2 separate regions of the Homo sapiens genome follow, and region 1 is linked to region 2. A link is a contact called in ENCODE Hi-C or POLR2A ChIA-PET data. All regions are on one chromosome and are shown on one strand. Each heading gives the region's core, a stretch centred on a gene start or an enhancer-like site at or near the end of the contact. The rest is flanking DNA. Distances are from core to core; before and after follow the strand shown.

Region 1 (5,418 bases), core at 1,648-4,147, 38 kb after region 2:
TTATCTTAAAATATTATTTAAATAAATGGATTCAATACATTGACAATATGCATTGCTCATATTCCATTTTATACCATGAAAGTCAAATAAGGTGGTTTCAAGCCATTTACAATCAGTTACTACCATTCATGATTTTTGTATACATAAATGGCACATTCTAAGAAAGCAAACCTTCTTTGTTCTTATGTCTTCATGAAAATGTAGATTAACCCTCAGAAAAAATTGTTGGTTCATTAGTGTGTAGTGTATTTGAAAATGAGTCTTCTTTTTGTGGAAGTTCATTTTAAAATATGTTAAAAATTAAACTTGAATCAAACATTTGTGGAACTCTCAAGTTTGAACCTACTGATTAGATCACCTCTAACTGCCCACCCAGAGCTAACATTTGATTATTCTAGGAATCCAAATTATTCTAAGCATTGAAAACTTTCATAATGGTATCCATTTTACAGATAAACTCTGTATGGCAGAAGAGACTGAGGCAAATTTCTCTATAGAAGGTCTCATCCATTATAGAGAAGAAACTGACCTGCTGTTTTCACACTGTTTGTTGATTCCTTCAACAGAAAGTTTTGGAGGATGGAACACGTCAGGATGTGTTGCACACAGAGATTCAGATGCAAGTGAGACAGTCTGCCTGTGTAACCACTTCACACACTTTGGAGTTCTGATGGTAAGGGGGGAATTTCTAAGCTCATTTTGACATGCTGTAACTTTGGATGGCATACTCCTTTTTTGTATGTATTTTTAGATTATGTATTTTGGGAATTATTTCCTGATAGTTTTCATCTGTACCGTGAATCTTAATTCTTAATAAAGAATCTAATTAGCAAAGATCACATATTAAAAATATGTGAAAGTAATTATAGAAAAGAACTTTCTCCCTTTTTTTCCTGTAGCATTAACAGTGATGATAAATAATCCCAGAAACAAGAAAATCCTCATGAAACTTTTTAATTAAGAGAGAAACAGAGTCAAAGAGATGGACGGGGAGACAAGTGGGAGGAGGGAGAGAAAGTTAAAGAAGAAAATGTTGGGTGTTACTAACATGGAAGGGAATTGTGAATAGTGTAATCAAAAAAATTTTTCTTATGTTGTCACTCATTCAATATATTTGAACGTTGCTTTGTACCTGGTACTGCACCGAGTGATCTCCCTCCTAGAGATTGCAGTTTGTTAGGACAGACTAGTGACTAGGGTTAGAATGGAGACTTCAGAGCTGCAAGAGAGATAATGGTTATGATGTTTCTGTCACTCTTAGGCCTCTATATCATTCTTTCCTTCCTTCTTCCATGCCCCTGTTTTATCTTATTAGCCAGCTTGCCAAACAGTTTTAAACAAAATTAGATTGCGTCAATGTGTTTTTCTTATCCCACCAAATTTTAAGACGCACCACGCATCCAGCGACTTCTTTGAACTCATCCATAGATTTATACCTTTCCCTTTTATCCAGTTTACCTGTGATTTTGCAAACACTTTTCTGGTCTCCAGGGTATGCTCTGGGTTGTAGCATAGCCTTTGTTTCTGTTTGGTTTTCATAAAGGGACCAAACCACATTTGTTTTTTAATAGGAGATAGGAGTGATGTGAGCTGAGGCAATAAAGCTTTTCAAATTAGAATCACAGACGTCAGGTTTTGTTTATTCCCGCCTTTAAATCTTGCACCCTTCTTCCTGTGGGGACTGGGAGGAAGCCTTGAGGATCTGTGGGATGTAGTATTTGGCTCACAAATCTACTCAGCCTATGTAAATGGCCATTGTCATATGGCAACCCTGCAAGTTGTAATTTTCCTGACAATCAAGTACATAAATGCTCTGCAGAATAAGAGCAAGTCATTTAAAAAGGTGATAAATCATAGAAGACACCTTTTTAACTATCTAAAATACAAATATTTTCCTTTTGCTGTCAAAGCATGAAAATGAACAATTAACTATTGCATGTTTTCCTTAAGTAATTATAAAAGAAAATTCAGTTTCCTTCCATGTTCTCTTTTTTGCAAAAGTGATAGCAGGCATTCTTTCAAAGAACACTTATTTTTTGTGATTACTCATTCAGGTATGTAAGCTTTAGCTTAATTCATTTAAATATTTCAACTATGTGCATGTTGTAAGTCTGGTATTAAATAAATAGATAACAGTAACAAAATTTACTCTTCAGAGATGATTTATATGAAGCCAGAGTTTGCCTGCCCACGACTTCATATGGCCAGTTCCTTCATATATTGTCTAAATTTTATTATGAGTTTGTAATTACGCATTATTTTTTCTGCTGCTATCTGATTGAATGGTTAATTATATATATATATATGTGAAGATAAGCATCATTCATGTTCTCTTTCCATTTTCTACCTTGTCTGTTTTTGTAATATTAAAAATTGCTGGTAGAAAATCTTTTCAGAACATATCCTTTTTGGTGATGTTCTCTTATCTTTTCAGTTTTTCCAGACCACCAAGACTTTGTTAAGAGTTTTTCTTGACTTAGAAACTCTTTATTCACTTGTATAAGATATTCCCAGAGTCTGCATTGTCCCATGACACATTCACCAGTTCACCATATGAGATGCTAAAACAATGCACCTCATACCTATAATTATATCTTCTGGTCTACAAATATTTCAAGAATTTAATGTCTTCTGCTACATTTCTTTGTACTAAAACTGGCTTTCATGAAGATTAGTACATTTTCATATTGGCTATATCATAAAAGTTTTCATATTTTCATTCTCTAAAAGAACAAAACAACATGAAATTGTGTATAAATCTGTAAACAAATCTGTAAGCAGCCTTATTTAATTTCTATTTGAAATTCTGGATTTAATTGTGATTTGCAAGTCATAGGTTTTTCAAGAATTTGTGACACATCACTTGGCAATCTCTCAAAACCATGATTCATCTCTCTGGGCTGATGAATCATTGGTTGAGTTAGCCTATCTGTGAATCAAGTGGCACCAACTCAAACCCCATCCCATGTACCCTGGGTGCCCCGTGTTCTCCCAGTGTTTTAAGGGATTCCTGGGATAAGAAGATAGGGGGAGCCCCCTCAGACTCTGAGCCTCTGCTTCTGCTGAATTCCATCACTTCGTGCATGGCTTGATGTTGCAGAGATACTGTACCTGTTCTTTACTGCATCAGTGAAACCTGAAACTAACCCACATTTCTTTATCACACACACACACACACACACACACACACACACACACAACTTAAGGCCTGTGTGTGAGTAGCAGATTTTATTGGCATTTTGATGACAGTTAAAGGCAATTTACATATAGAAGGAAAAATCATAAACATTTTCTCCATAATTTAAAACCTAAAAGTTTACGCTAGATATTCAATACATCCCTTCTGTAAGAACACTCCATTTTTTAACATCTACATAAAGGAGGTACTTTTCTCCTCCAACCAGGATTGAGTGAGTGGTCTTACCTCAAGATTTATTCCTATCCCAATCCCCCATTTAAGGCAGAAAAGAAAGATTTTTCTACCAAGTCCAGACCTGTAAGTCTCCCTTAGCACATTGAAATTAATACTTTATATTAATACACTGGAAAGTATTTACTTCTTTCCACTCCACAACAGCCCCAAATAATTTAAATTGTATCCTTTCAGTACTATAGGAATAAAAAAGTCTATGACCCCCAAAAGTCTTAATGGCATCTCAGTTATGAAAATAAAGACAGTCCCACCTCATACATACCAAGCATTGAAATAACCAGGGTTAGGAGCCTCCGCACCACCCTTAGAGCCTGGCAGTCACAGCACCAGCACCAGCCTCTGGCTGAGCTCCTTGCTACCTGGCAAGGAACCTAAAGGCTTGAGGGTTTGGCCATATAGACTACTGTGGTCTCCATTTGAACTGGTGCCCCAAGCCCTGCAACTGTTAGGAATGGGCCTGATGGTTTATTATGCAAGGCAACCGTCTCCTCTCCAATTTCTGTTGAGAGTCCTGGTGGTTTTGATCTTCAGGTTATACCGGTTTGCAGAAAGCTTGGGAAAGAAGGTAATGATGAAAAACAATGTGTAACGACTTCCAGAAGTAATGCTGCATTTTTTTCTTTTATTTATTGATCGAAAATAATATAATAAATGGAAATTTTAATATTGATTTACACTGTTGGTTTTAGCCCCTGAGAGTAAGCTGCTCTAATGTTAACAGTGAACTTTCTAGTGAAACAGAGAACCATTCTCATGAGAAGAGAGTTTCTTACAGCTGCTCGCCATGTTTTATGTAGGACCTTCCAAGAAGTGCCTCACAGTTAGATGCAAGAAACACTAAAGTCCTCACTTTCATCAGCTATATTGGGTGTGGAATATCTGCTATTTTTTCAGCAGCAACTCTCCTGACATATGTTGCTTTTGAGTAAGTATATTTTTAATCTGCCAAACCCATTGCTAACTGTTCCAAATGTGAATAAGAAAATTGCCTCGGCTTTGAAAAACATTTATACACTGTAGGGTGGTTGAACGTTAATGTTCATGTTTCTGATAAAATATATTATGTAACATGAATTTTCCAGCTATAGAATTTTAATTTATAATTGCTGTATTTCTATTTATAAAATGCATTCAAATCTGTTAGAAATGATTAACATTTAAGTAAGTAAAAATTATATAAGGTGCTTTCTGTATTGTAAAACATGAAAATGTTTGTTTTATAATCTTATAAAATTAGTCCTGAAACAATTTTTTTAAGATCCTTTTAACTCATTAAAAATCAAAAAGGTTCAAATAATTTAGGGAAATTATTTTTTAAGAAAAATGTCATTCTTACAACTCTAGAATTTTTCCTGGGTTAAAAAAAAATTCAGTTGAAGCCCAACTGGGAATTGTATAAACAATTGGAAATAATTTTGAAGTAAACTAATATTTTTAAAGTCTTTATAACTTGCCAAATACTCATAAATATCCTTAGCCCCTCCTTTTAGCAGAACCACATCAGAAAGGTGGTGCTACTTATCTCATTGCAGGGTTGTATAAGATACGAATTTATACAGGCCTGTGCTTAAAAGATTGATATACAGTATTAGTTCTCTCATAGATTCCTTTTTTCATTTTTTAGGAAATTGCGAAGGGATTATCCCTCCAAAATCTTGATGAACCTGAGCACAGCCCTGCTGTTCCTGAATCTCCTCTTCCTCCTAGATGGCTGGATCACCTCCTTCAATGTGGATGGACTTTGCATTGCTGTTGCAGTCCTGTTGCATTTCTTCCTTCTGGCAACCTTTACCTGGATGGGGCTAGAAGCAATTCACATGTACATTGCTCTAGTTAAAGTATTTAACACTTACATTCGCCGATACATTCTAAAATTCTGCATCATTGGCTGGGGTAAGCCTCTTAAAATTTTTTTGGTTTTGTTTTTCCCTCATGAAAATTGCCAGATTCTCATAGGAAAAAATCTTATTTAAAAAAAAATAGTA
Region 2 (5,615 bases), core at 1,848-4,347:
AAGGAGAAGAAGGAGCCTAGTATTCAAAAGTAATTTGTATATGATATTGGAGGGAAGTTTACTGGGAATTTATTCCCACGCTTTGAGCAAAGTAGCACCCTTATGATGACTCAAGGCCACCTCCCAATTTCTCAGACCCATGCCTGCCCTTCTGGCCTGAGAACTCCTGTTACCCACCTGTTCGTGTGGTCCATGGCACTCCTACAGGTGGTGGAAAGGCTGTGAAGTGATGTCATTTGAAAGATATTTCCTTGCAGGATGTTGGAAAGTAGATAAACCACAACCCTGTTCCACAAGGGAACTGCAGAGCTTTATAAGAGCTGGTGATGTTCCCTAAGATCTTCTCTCAGTGTTAGGATAGCTAGAAAGGACCTTCAGGGACTCCTTGAGAAGTCTTTTATCAGAGAAGAAATTGAGAAAGTCAGGTGTGTATGTTTGGTGTGGGACAGTGAAGAATAAGGAGAGGGAATGGTGCACTTCCTGCATTCTGGGTGACTGTCTTTAATTCAGGGGTCTCTTTTCACCATAGACTGGGACATTATTAAGAAGTCATAGTATAGACCATTCTAATATTTGCCTTTTTATGGGACAATGTTTTGAAGATGTCAGCAACCAAAACAAATATGGCTATGTTAATAATTGCTAATACTTATATTTAAATTGAACACACATTTTGTACTAAATGTCATTTTAAGCACTTAACACATATTGGTTGATTACCTACACCATAGATCCCATGTTACGGGTTCTATAATTGATCCTATTTTGCAAATAAGGAACCTGAGGCACGTGGAGATTAACTAACTTATCCAGTGTCTCTTAATTAGTAAGTAGCCAAGCCAGGATTGGAGCTTGGAAAGTTTGGTATTAGAGCTGTGCTCTTCTAACCAGTATAAATTAGACTGTCATTCATCATAAACAGGATTAGATATTAGATTTAGTACCAGGATAGGCTAAAGCTCATTCTTGCTCAGGGGAGAAGTATGAAGGTCCAAGAGCCATCTCTCTGGCCAGCAGTGCATTCTGTGAGAAAACACTAGGTTTGCAGTGTGTTAACATATTTGTTTCAAACAAATAATATTTGTTTCCCACAATACTTCCTGGATACCTAACTATGAAAAAGTATGATTCAGTTTTACAGGGATTCCTAAGCTTCTCTAAGAATTTCTCTAGACCAGAGGTTGGCAAATTAGGAGGGCCTGTAACAGGCCATGCATTTTTGTTTACTTGTTTGTTTAGAGACGGGGTTTCACTCTGTCCCCCAGGGTGGACTGTAGTGGTGCCATCAGAGATCGCTATAACCTTGAACTTCTGGGCTCAAGTGATCCTCCTACTTCAGCTCTCCTGAGTAGGTAGGACATCAGGTGTGCACCACCATGCCCAGCTAATTTTTTAAAACATTTATTGTAGAGATGAGGTCTCACTGTGTTGTCAAGGCTGGTCTTGAACTCCTGGCCCCATGTGATCCTCCCTCCTCAGCCTCCCAAAGTGGTGGGATTACAGGCATGAGGGATTGTGCCCAGCACACATGTTTTTTTAATACTTGTTTTTCTTTTTCTTTTCTTTTTTTTTTTTTTTTTTTTTTTTAAGTTGGGGTCTTACTGTGTTGCCCAGACTGGCCTCAAACTCCTGGGCTAAAGCAATCTTCTAATCTCAGCCTTCTGAGTAGCTGGGACTAAGCTCCCTTGTTCTTATAAATAAAGTTTAATTGGAACACAGCCATGCCCATTAGTTTATATATTGTCTTTGTCTGCCTCTGTGCTACAATGGCTGTGTTAATTGATTGTGATCAATACAGTATAGCCTGCCATCCTAAAATGTTTACAGTCTAGCCCTTTAGGAGAACATTTGCCACCCCCTGAAACTAGTCTAAAGAACTGAGAGTCCGCTTTGCTGAACCACATACTTTGGACAGCACTAGAAAAGACCTGCTAGATCTCCTCAGCCAGGGAAAACAAACCAATCACCCACAGGCTAGTTTAGCCCTACGACATGGGTGGTGGTAGTAGCATTTATTTGTTCCTGTTCATTTACATTTGTTTCACACAGTGCTTTTAATTGATGAATTATTTCCAATATTAAACAATTAGATTTCACATAAAAATGAAGTTTTGGATTTTTCTGGTAAACAGAATACACTAGGCTACTATATCTGCATGGCCAACACAGCTGGAGCTAAATGGTGGCTGCTGCTTTCAAAGGAGCTTCCCAGTTTACTTTAGCCCTTAGCAACCCCTTATTCTTCCCACTCCAGCCCCCTTTTTGTCTTTAGATGGCCATCTGGCCCTGATGGGCTTTTAAATGGGAATGCTGATTTATGCCACTCCCTTTATACGGGCCAGGAAACTGAAGCTTAGACAAAAAAAAGTGGCAGAGGCAGTTGGTGGGCTCCAACACGTGTCTCCTGTCTCCTTGTCTAGTATTTATGTCTGGGAATACTCATTTAAAAAATTATTTTAAATTATTTTAATTGATTGATAAGAACTATATGTGTTTATGGTATACAACATGTTTTAATATAGGTATACATTGTGGAATGGCTAATATGAGCTAATTAACTTTCATTGTTATCTCATATACTTATCATTTTATTTGTAGACAGAACATTTAAAATCTCTCAGCAATTTTCAAGTATACAATCATTGTTATTAACAATAATCATCATGTTGTACAATAGATTTCTTGAATGTATTTCTCCAGTCTAACTGAAATTTTCCATCCTTTGACCCATACATTCTCAACTCCTGTGCCCCATCCACCCCTGTGCCCCTGGAAACCACTCTTCTATTCTTTGCTTTTATGAGTTCAACCTTTTTAGGTTCCACATTTAAGTAAGATCATGCAGTTCTCATAATTTCTTAAACTCTGTCCCTGAGACTCCTTTCCCAAGCCTTAAGATTATCGGAGTGCATCAAATACATACTCATGTATCTTAGTCATCTATAAGTTTTCAAAGTAATTTTGTCAAAAGGGTACCGTGAACTTAACGGAGTCAATATATTTGAGTCTTTCTAACTTTTATAGTGATCTTCTTGCCATTCCAAGTTGACGTTAAACACTCACATTCCAGACATTCAGATGTCCTGGACTGTGTTTCAGGAGAAATGATGGGAGAGGGAATTTCCTGCTGCTTAATCATCAGCTTTGGGAGTTGAAGAGTCCAAGTCACTCATTAACTGACAGGAAATACCTGTAAACAGAGATTATATCAAGGCTTGTTAGCTAAGCAAATCTTTGATAAGTGTACCCTGTTAACATTTTAACCTTTCATTTTTTTTCCAGGAAATGAAAGCATCTTGCTGTTTATGGTTATAATTTCCAACAAACTAATCAGTACAGTAACCAATGGGAGAATAGAAATTTATTTCTAGCATTCCACTGAATGGACAATGTCTGCTAAATATGAGCTTTTATTTCAGGATTAATTTGTGATGGAAAAATAAATAGATTTTGCAAAGGTATATTGCTAAATAAATTTTAGTACGAAAGTAACATAGTAGAATTGAACTGACTCAATTCAACATTAAAATATCCTGTCATTTTTTTCACATATTAAACATCCTAGCCTTAATAAAATTGATATATTATTAATAAATACTCTAACGATTTTAGTATATGACTTTGTTTTCCTATACTTTTCTAAAAAATATTTGGGAATTTTACCTTAATTAGGAAATTTTCAGCAGATTTTTAAAAACATGGTTAAACCTGTCAATACTTTTAAAAACGAAATGTTTATTTAGCAGTAAATCTGCTTCATTTTATAGCATCTTCATTTTTCTCATAACAATTTTATTAAATACATTCAGTTTTATGACCCTCATGGATAGATAAATTTTTAGTGGACTCTTTAATTATAGGTGCAAGTATTTATTTGCCTGTGTAATGATTCAAGTTTAGATACTGGCTGATGTCCGTCAATTTTCACAAAGAACAGACAGTGCCTTCTCTACTAGTTTTATTTATTTTACTGATTACTACTCTTTCCTGAGGGAGTGGTACAGTATAACGCAATGAATAGTCTAAGTTCAAACAAATTACATTTATTTTAACAAGCATTTATTAGGCACTTCCATTGGTTAGCTACTGTGGTTGTAGAGATAAGACACACTTCATAAATACTTTATTGTTATTCTTTTCTGAAATTTCTGGATTTGTATTTTTGTTTCCCTCTCTAGGATTTTTTACAGAGTTTGCTAAGGTTTCATCAACTCTTGGATTTTTACCGTTTCATAATCATTACAGTTCTGTTCTTCATAGCTATAAAACTTCAATTCATTATTGGCTCCTCCCTTGCACTTCTAACAAATGATTGAATGTAATATTTTTAGATTACTAAATCATTTTTAAATAATAAAATTAAGATAAATCATTTTATCTTTGCAAAGGACTTTATACTCTGAGGATGCCCAAACTCTTTATGAACATAGATGACTAAATTTCACTTTAAATATATTTATTTATGAAAAGTTGAAAAATTCATCTTAGTAGCAACTGCAAAGAAAAAAATGAAAGGAATTACTGTTTTTATTTTTCTGTTATTGCAACTTATTGTGAGGATTTGCTCTTCAGTTATTTGGAGTATCATTAAGTAGGTATGAGAGGAGCAGTGGGCTACACATCAGTCTTTTTTACCACAACTTGTGTAAATATTAACATATAGTGACTCCTTTCAGTAGCATAATTTGGAAAGTACAACAGATAGAGAAGGATTAACAGCTTTAGAGCTTTTCCTCAACTGCCTGTTTCCAGTGATTACATTTTTTTCAAGAAAACTTGGCTCTAAATGTTGCTGTTAATGTTGTAGAACTTTGCTTCTTAGTTCAGCTAGAACCCGGGTTCTTGTCACACAACTAGGAAAATTTAGGCACACGGACACATCGAGTGGTCAGTAGAGCAGGACTTTATTGGGCAAAAAGGAAAAACAAAACAAAAAACAACAACAAAAAGCTCAGCAAAGTGAGACGGAGGCCTGCCAACAGGCCCTCCACCTCACTGATTGATTCCCAGGTCCCCACAGGAGCTGGAGAGAGCAGCCTCCTCCCCTGCATAAGGCATGAATTCCCCGTGGCTCCACCCACCTCCCACAAGTCGGGCTCCAGTCCTCTATGGGCAGGCTCAGGCAAGGCCTGGGCAGGTTTCCTCATCTGCACGAAAGCATCTGATGTAAACACTTGTGGGGCGGGTGGGAGATTCTCCGGGCGCCCCTTTTTATCTGCCTAGACATTTGGCTGTCTCATTAATATTAAGTAAACACCTGAAAACACCTTTCTGGTAGCCTCGAAAATCAGTGAACACATACACATCATATTCTAAAACCAATTTGTTGATGATAAAACATATCATTATCCAGGAGAGTGGATTGTTTGTTCTTTCTTAACAACCTCCTGATGTGTAAATCCATCAGCCAAAGAAAACTGATTGTGATATTGACTTTTTATGCAGATATGCTGAAAATGGAACTGGGTAGAAATAAAGTTTGTATATACTTTTGATAGTTCATGTATTTGTTTATTTTGGTGTGTTTGTAATGCAAGTTTTCATTTATCAATTAAATTTCCTTTTAATTAAATTAGTCACTTGTATTTATACCATTTTTACTTAAAAATATTCCA

The links. A loop is a pair of places that touch in the nucleus more often than their neighbours do. ChIA-PET counts read pairs that join two places held with the same protein, here RNA polymerase II (POLR2A). Pooled maps may share reads with other maps.
Region 1: a map of endothelial cell of umbilical vein shows a loop between it and region 2 (6-fold over the local background). The contact joins two enhancer-like sites. A Hi-C loop is called at or near these places in 3 of 168 maps with a recorded cell type or tissue (PC-9, endothelial cell of umbilical vein and transverse colon) and 1 of 50 pooled maps. POLR2A ChIA-PET finds 5 or more read pairs at or near these places in 1 of 52 experiments (endothelial cell of umbilical vein).

Annotation. Positions count from the first base shown.
Region 1 is chr6:142,410,739-142,416,156 of GRCh38, forward strand. ADGRG6 (adhesion G protein-coupled receptor G6) reads left to right here. Exons shown (of 25, transcript NM_198569.3): 18 at 567-673; 19 at 4,231-4,358; 20 at 5,058-5,326. Among named protein-coding and RNA genes, the nearest start is that of ADGRG6, 110 kb to the left of the region's middle. RefSeq lists enhancers at 2,754-3,048, 2,774-3,068. Within about 2 kb of position 2,898, at least 7 of the 41 ENCODE cell types and tissues checked have a DNase peak (open chromatin) inside an H3K27ac peak, as active enhancers do; they include PC-9 and endothelial cell of umbilical vein, where a contact is called at or near this core.
Region 2 is chr6:142,372,319-142,377,933 of GRCh38, forward strand. All of the region lies in intron 4 of ADGRG6 (adhesion G protein-coupled receptor G6), which reads left to right. Among named protein-coding and RNA genes, the nearest start is that of ADGRG6, 73 kb to the left of the region's middle. RefSeq lists enhancers at 1,933-2,534, 2,492-3,691. Within about 2 kb of position 3,098, at least 6 of the 41 ENCODE cell types and tissues checked have a DNase peak (open chromatin) inside an H3K27ac peak, as active enhancers do; they include PC-9 and endothelial cell of umbilical vein, where a contact is called at or near this core.